2 separate regions of the Homo sapiens genome follow, and region 1 is linked to region 2. The links are chromatin loops, found by intact Hi-C in ENCODE. Cell type or tissue: heart right ventricle. All regions are shown on one strand. Each heading gives the region's core, and the rest is flanking DNA. Links, peaks and the distances in the headings are about the cores only. Region 1 has its middle 6.0 kb from the start of SNHG5. Region 2 has its middle 50 kb from the start of LINC02535.

Region 1 (2,818 bases), core at 58-2,557, 330 kb before region 2:
TTTAGGAAGTCCCCCACAGTTGGGAAGACCATTATCAAGATCTTTTCAACCTAGATCAAGAGCAGCTAGGACTCATCTCTATCCCTGTCCTGTTGGTTGTCCTGTTCAATGTAAGCAAAATAATGTTGCAGCAGGGGGTCAGTGGTTAGCTTACCTATACTGAGCCACTCAGTATGAGACACTAAAGCGTACAACACCACCTCATCAAACAAGTAACTACCAAAGCCACCTAGGACTCCCCTGGCCTCTGCCCATGTCTGTTTTTCAGTCTTATTTCATTTTCAAGGAAGGTACTCATTTTAAGTTTCATTTTCAGCAACACCATCGATGATTACGTGATACTGAAAACAGGTCTTACTTGGGACTTGTAAGTGACCAGAGCAGGAGGAGTTTCCTGTGTGGGGGCCTTTGATTCCCCTCAGGCATTTTCTGCAACCCCTGGGACACAGTGAGAGTCGGCAGATGGTTTGGGAGTGTAAAGTTGGCTAGCCAGAGCCAAGGTATAGTTATCCTATATTTTTCATAGGGCCCACCTCTTGCATTTCTACCCTCATCCATTGTACCAGTTTATTCTTGTTAACAGGGAGAATGTCAACTCCCATGTACCCCCCCATGCAACCAGAGGGAAGCCAGCAGCTCAGTCAGCCCATCATCCCCTCAGGGAGCTGGCACCATCCTGAGATGGCTGGACTGGCAGACCCTGCTTGCTGTGCCAAATTGTCGAGCAAGTAACACCTGTTGTCTACCGTAAGGAGGAGCAGTCCGAGGATGTCATCCCACTGCATGGTTTGCAGGTGACAGGATCACCAGGAAAGACAATTCACAGAGGTACTGGATAGAACAACACTTTACTCACATAGAGAAGAGACAGAGCAAGATTAGCTTCGATTTGAGTATGGTACCCCGCAGTGGGTCTTGCCAGGCAGCTGACACAGCATAATGGTCTCTATGCATCCTACCTGGGCTGTGGGCAAAGAAACCCCTTCCTTTCCAACTAGGAATAGGTAATAGTACTGGGATTGGCCAGGTGCTGTGTGCTGCACATACTTTAAGCAGAACAAAGAACAAAGAAGTACACATCAAGCCCGGAACATGGAAAGATACTACCAAATAAGGTGACATGTCCAACTCAGGATGTAAGGACTCCTTATCTCAACGAAAAAAAGTCTTCTAGGCCCATGTCACAAGGCACACTCATGTGGCCATGCATGGGTGGACAGGCTGCACATGATAGCCTTTCCCAATACCTGCCTTCTCTTTCAACAAATGAAACAGATGAAGTGTCCCTATTCCAATCAAAGATCTCCATTTGTATTCTGGAAAGGATCTCCTCTTGGCTTCTCAAGGGCTTGGCTCCTATAACTTTTGCCTCTTTGTCCTGCATCATAAATACTGTCCCTCTATTAAATAACTCCCATGAACATATATACTCTAGTATTTCCTATTTACAAAGGAGTGCCTTGTCCTTACATCCCTCTCTACCTAGTGACCTATTTCTGCCTTCTTACCTCAATCTCTTCAAGTAGACTTCCATCATCATGATTCCACTGAGACTGTGTTTACAAGATCACCAGTGATCTTCATGTTGCCAAATCCAGTGGTCATTTCTGTTCTTACTTGATCTTTCAGAAACATTGAACCCAATTCACCTACCTCTTCCTAAAATTTTTTACTTCATTTGTGAGGTATCATATTCTCCAGTTTTCCCAAGGCGTCTCCTTTGTTTGCTCTTCCTTTTCTACTAGAACTCTAAACTTTGCAGTGTTTCAGTGTCCTGTCCTGGGCTTCTTCCTCTTCTGTATTTATATTTTCTCTGATGATCTCACTCATGTCAGGCTTTAAATTCCTTATTCATGCCAATGACACTCAAGCCCTGACCTCTCTTCTGAACTTCAGACTCAAGAACCAACCTGCCTCCTTAATGTTTCCACATACACAAGATATTTTCCCTAATTTAACTCTTTAACTTTACTATTTCTTGGAGTATTCGTAAGATTTACAGTTGGCTGTCCTACCATGGAACCTAGAATTTACTGGCCAGATCAGATATTGGGGAAAAATTTAAAAAGAATATTAGACTAAGAGATACAATTCCTTTGTTTCTCAATTGTCATATAATTTGTTAATTCTTTTTTAAGGCTATTTTTCTGTTTTGGAATAAGGTAATTATGCCTGCAATACTTAACTTCTTATACATGTTTCTCCCATGATTTAACCAAAATCTTTGTGTACTTTTTTCTTATAATTTTGTAACCAGATCTTTATATTGACTATCTTTTTAAGGCTGTCTACTGTAAGCTACTTGCACACACTATAGTACTAATTCTAATTCTAGGCCACCACCATTGGCTCTTTTTTCCTTTTCTCTCCACACTCATCTGTTCACATAGCTTCAATCATCCCTTCTACATTAGTGTTTGCCAATGGTCCTCCTCTAGTGCTGATTCTTCTCTGCCTTCAGGTCCACATTTCTGATGGTCCATTGGACAACCATAACCAACCAATGTTCCACCCAAAAATTAACACAACCAAAATGGAATTATCTTATTTTCCTTGCTCCCAAACCAGTAACTAGCTGCCATTCTCTAAGCCACCTGGGCTCCACTCCACTTCCTCTCTTCTCCTCTCTTCTTCACTCCTCTCTTCTCTCTTCCTCTCATCATCACATCCTTCATTTCTTACTTCAGCACAGCTACATAATGCCGTGGTGACATGATTATGCATTTAAGGTCAGAAACACTTGGGAACATTAGTTAACTGAGATCTCCATGCCTCACTTTGCTCATTTCTAATATAAAGTTAAAAATACACACCAGAA
Region 2 (2,818 bases), core at 14-2,513:
AGCATTCTCCCTCCAGAGGATGCAGTGTTCCATGTGTCATCATAGAGTCAGAATGGCCAAACCTGTCATGCCTTGATATTGGAGTTCCCAATATCAAGATCCAGTTCCTCCAGAACTGTGGGTCAATACATTTCTGTTTATAAATTATCCAATCTGTGGTATTCTATTACAGCAGCACAAATGGACTAAGACAGACAAGTAGTGTACATTTTAGGCTTTGCAGGTCAAGAGGCCATTGACATTGAAGATATGCGTGGCAACTATTCAACTGCTATTGATACTCAAAGGCAGCCTCAGATAATATGCAAACAAATGGGTGTATCTGTGTTTCAGTAAAACTTTGCAAAAAAGCAGGTTCTGGCCTTGTTTTCTGACTCCTGCTTTATCGTTTTGGCTATGAGATGGTGAGCTTTCTTTGTAATTTCAGCATAAACTGTCCTAATCTGACTAATATTTCTATCCCAACTGGGTAGTCAATAGAATGTACACTTGATATCATTCTAAAAATGTCATATAAAACATTATCAACATATGCTTAGAATAAATGTAAAGAATTAGAACTTAAAGTTTGTTTTTTGGGTTAAAAATATTCCTGCTTCAGTATGATTTTATAATTTTTAAATAATTTTATCCACTTGCAAATTCTTTGTTTCTTGTTGTTTCCTCAAACTCTGAAATCATCTTGATGGTGACTAAAGTGCCCTGTTGAGTATGTTGCAGGCTTAAAACTGGCACCAAAAAATCATAACACATTTAATAAAAAGTACAAATATTATCGGTGATTTGATTTAGACCAATTTGATTTCTTATATCTGTTGAATGTTTGCAGGGCAGCCGACAGACCTACCAGAGCACTGGATTGGAAGGCAGAAGTAGTAAATATTAACTAGCTTTGTCACCTTGGGCAAATAATTCATATGATCAGGCTTGTGTTTTCTAAGAATATTATCTTCTAGAACTTAAAATGTTATCTTAAAAGTATACAGTGGCTCAATTATTCGAAGCAACCACCCAGGCGTGTGCACTTTTATTAGATGATATCGCCCTCTGCTGGACACCTGCTGCATCTGCACCGGGCGCTCTTTCCCACTGCAACCCTCTTGCTTTGCTTCCTTTAATTTAGCACAGCACAGCTGGGCGGGGTGGCTTATGCCTGTAATCCCAGCTACTCAGGAGGCTAAGGCAGCAGTTATCTCATGAGCCCAGAAGTTTGAGGCAGCAGTGAGCTATGATTGTGCCACCGCAGTCCAACCTGGGTGACAGAGTGAGACCCCATCTCTTAATAATTTTTTTTTTTTTTTTTAAGGATAGACAGACCTCTGTATATCACTCCATGAGCTGTAGTATTTCATGATCAGTGAGGCAAAAGTGTAGAGAGAGGGAATTGGAAAAGTCCCTTCACTTTTATTATTTTACTAAAATAAAAAAAGTCACACTATATCATAGAATTATAGTTAGAAAGGACTATAGATATCATGCTAAAAATTTCCAGCACGTACTATATACTGTTTTCAAATACATAATTACATTGGAAGAATATAAAAACACAGGCAGGAACTGTACACGCCAACTTTAGAATAGAGGTTGCACCTGGGAAGGGAGGGAGGTAAGTGGTAATGGGAAGGAGGGACTGTTACTGTATCTGTAATGCCTTATATTTTTTAAAAAGGAGGATCTAAGCCAATATGGCAAAATATTCATGTAATATTTGGCCTCCGTGTGGCAGATGTCATTAAAAATAATTTTATGTTCTCATGCCACTTCTTTCACATATGCCATGTGGAAATCTCACTTCCCAATCCTTTATTGATTTTTTGAGCAGATCCCATAGATTTTGATGTCACTTTTAGGTATTAATTTATAGCCTCCTTTAAAAGCCTTTAAAATGTCCAGAGTGATCTAAACAAAAGCTTTAATCGCTCATTCAAATGAAAACATCCCTGCCCTTGCCTGGCTTGGACTGGAAAGGCTCAGACATCAGCGTCTTCTACACTTCTCTGACTTGCTCTGTGGTGTCCTTGATCTTCAAGGTACATGACTGGCTCAGATTGCAGTTTGGGATGATGCCCTCTTGCAGTGGCAGATGACTGTGTGATGTGGGAACACATCTGGAGCTATTTGGAGACCTCTACTCCCTGAGGGAACCTGTCTCTGTACCTTTCTCTGACACCATCTACCACTCCTGCCTCTGGTGGTACACCCCACACAGACCCTCTCTGCTGGGTCATCTAGTATGGCAGATAGACCTTTTGGGTAGAGTTGTTTCTGGATGTTGCAAGCTTGCTATCTTCCATGGGGTCCCTTCTGGCTTTAGGAACTGTATCTCCCTATGGTCAGAAGTACTGCAGCCCTATCTTGAAACCTCCTCCCCTCCTGGCACCTCCAGGCATTATCAGCCACTGTGTCCTCCAGGCTCCAGGGAATCTTGTCAAGTGGCCCTCACATGGGAATAGGTTGGAGGGGACCTACCACCCATGGCAAGTGGAGGAGGCTTAGCACTCTAACAGTGCTCTCCAAAGGGATCCTCTCTACCAATCTTAGGGAATATTTAGCCTTTTCTTTTAAAGCCTGGACATTGTTAGGCATAAGGTGGTGAAACATATTTCAGATAACCTTTAGCAAGTTTTACCTCAGTAACTTTGTATCTCTTTTAGAATGGACCAGCACACACATCTTTTATTTTACCTCTTGGGTAAGTGTCTATGCCCTTGCAAAAATGTAATTCCACATGGGAGATCTCTGTCTAGAATCCTGTATCTGCAATTTCCAGCCATAGGTATGTGTGCCTTTGCTCTGCAGGGCAGGCTTCATCCTGGGC

Evidence for each region. Peaks named below come from ENCODE experiments on the same cell type or tissue, not always from the same donor. Only the 100,000 strongest peaks of a DNase experiment are listed, where the experiment ranks them.
Region 1: a loop joins it to region 2, with 4 times the contacts of the local background. A loop is called at or near these places in 19 of 110 quality-filtered maps.

The regions. Positions count from the first base shown.
Region 1 is chr6:85,683,359-85,686,176 of GRCh38, reverse strand. No RefSeq gene overlaps it. Among named protein-coding and RNA genes, the nearest start is that of SNHG5, 6.0 kb to the right of the region's middle. In heart right ventricle, for the core only: no CTCF peak of the experiment used is centred there; no DNase peak of the experiment used is centred there.
Region 2 is chr6:85,353,452-85,356,269 of GRCh38, reverse strand. No RefSeq gene overlaps it. Among named protein-coding and RNA genes, the nearest start is that of LINC02535, 50 kb to the left of the region's middle. RefSeq lists a silencer at 1,122-1,171. In heart right ventricle, for the core only: no CTCF peak of the experiment used is centred there; a DNase peak (open chromatin) is centred at 1,089.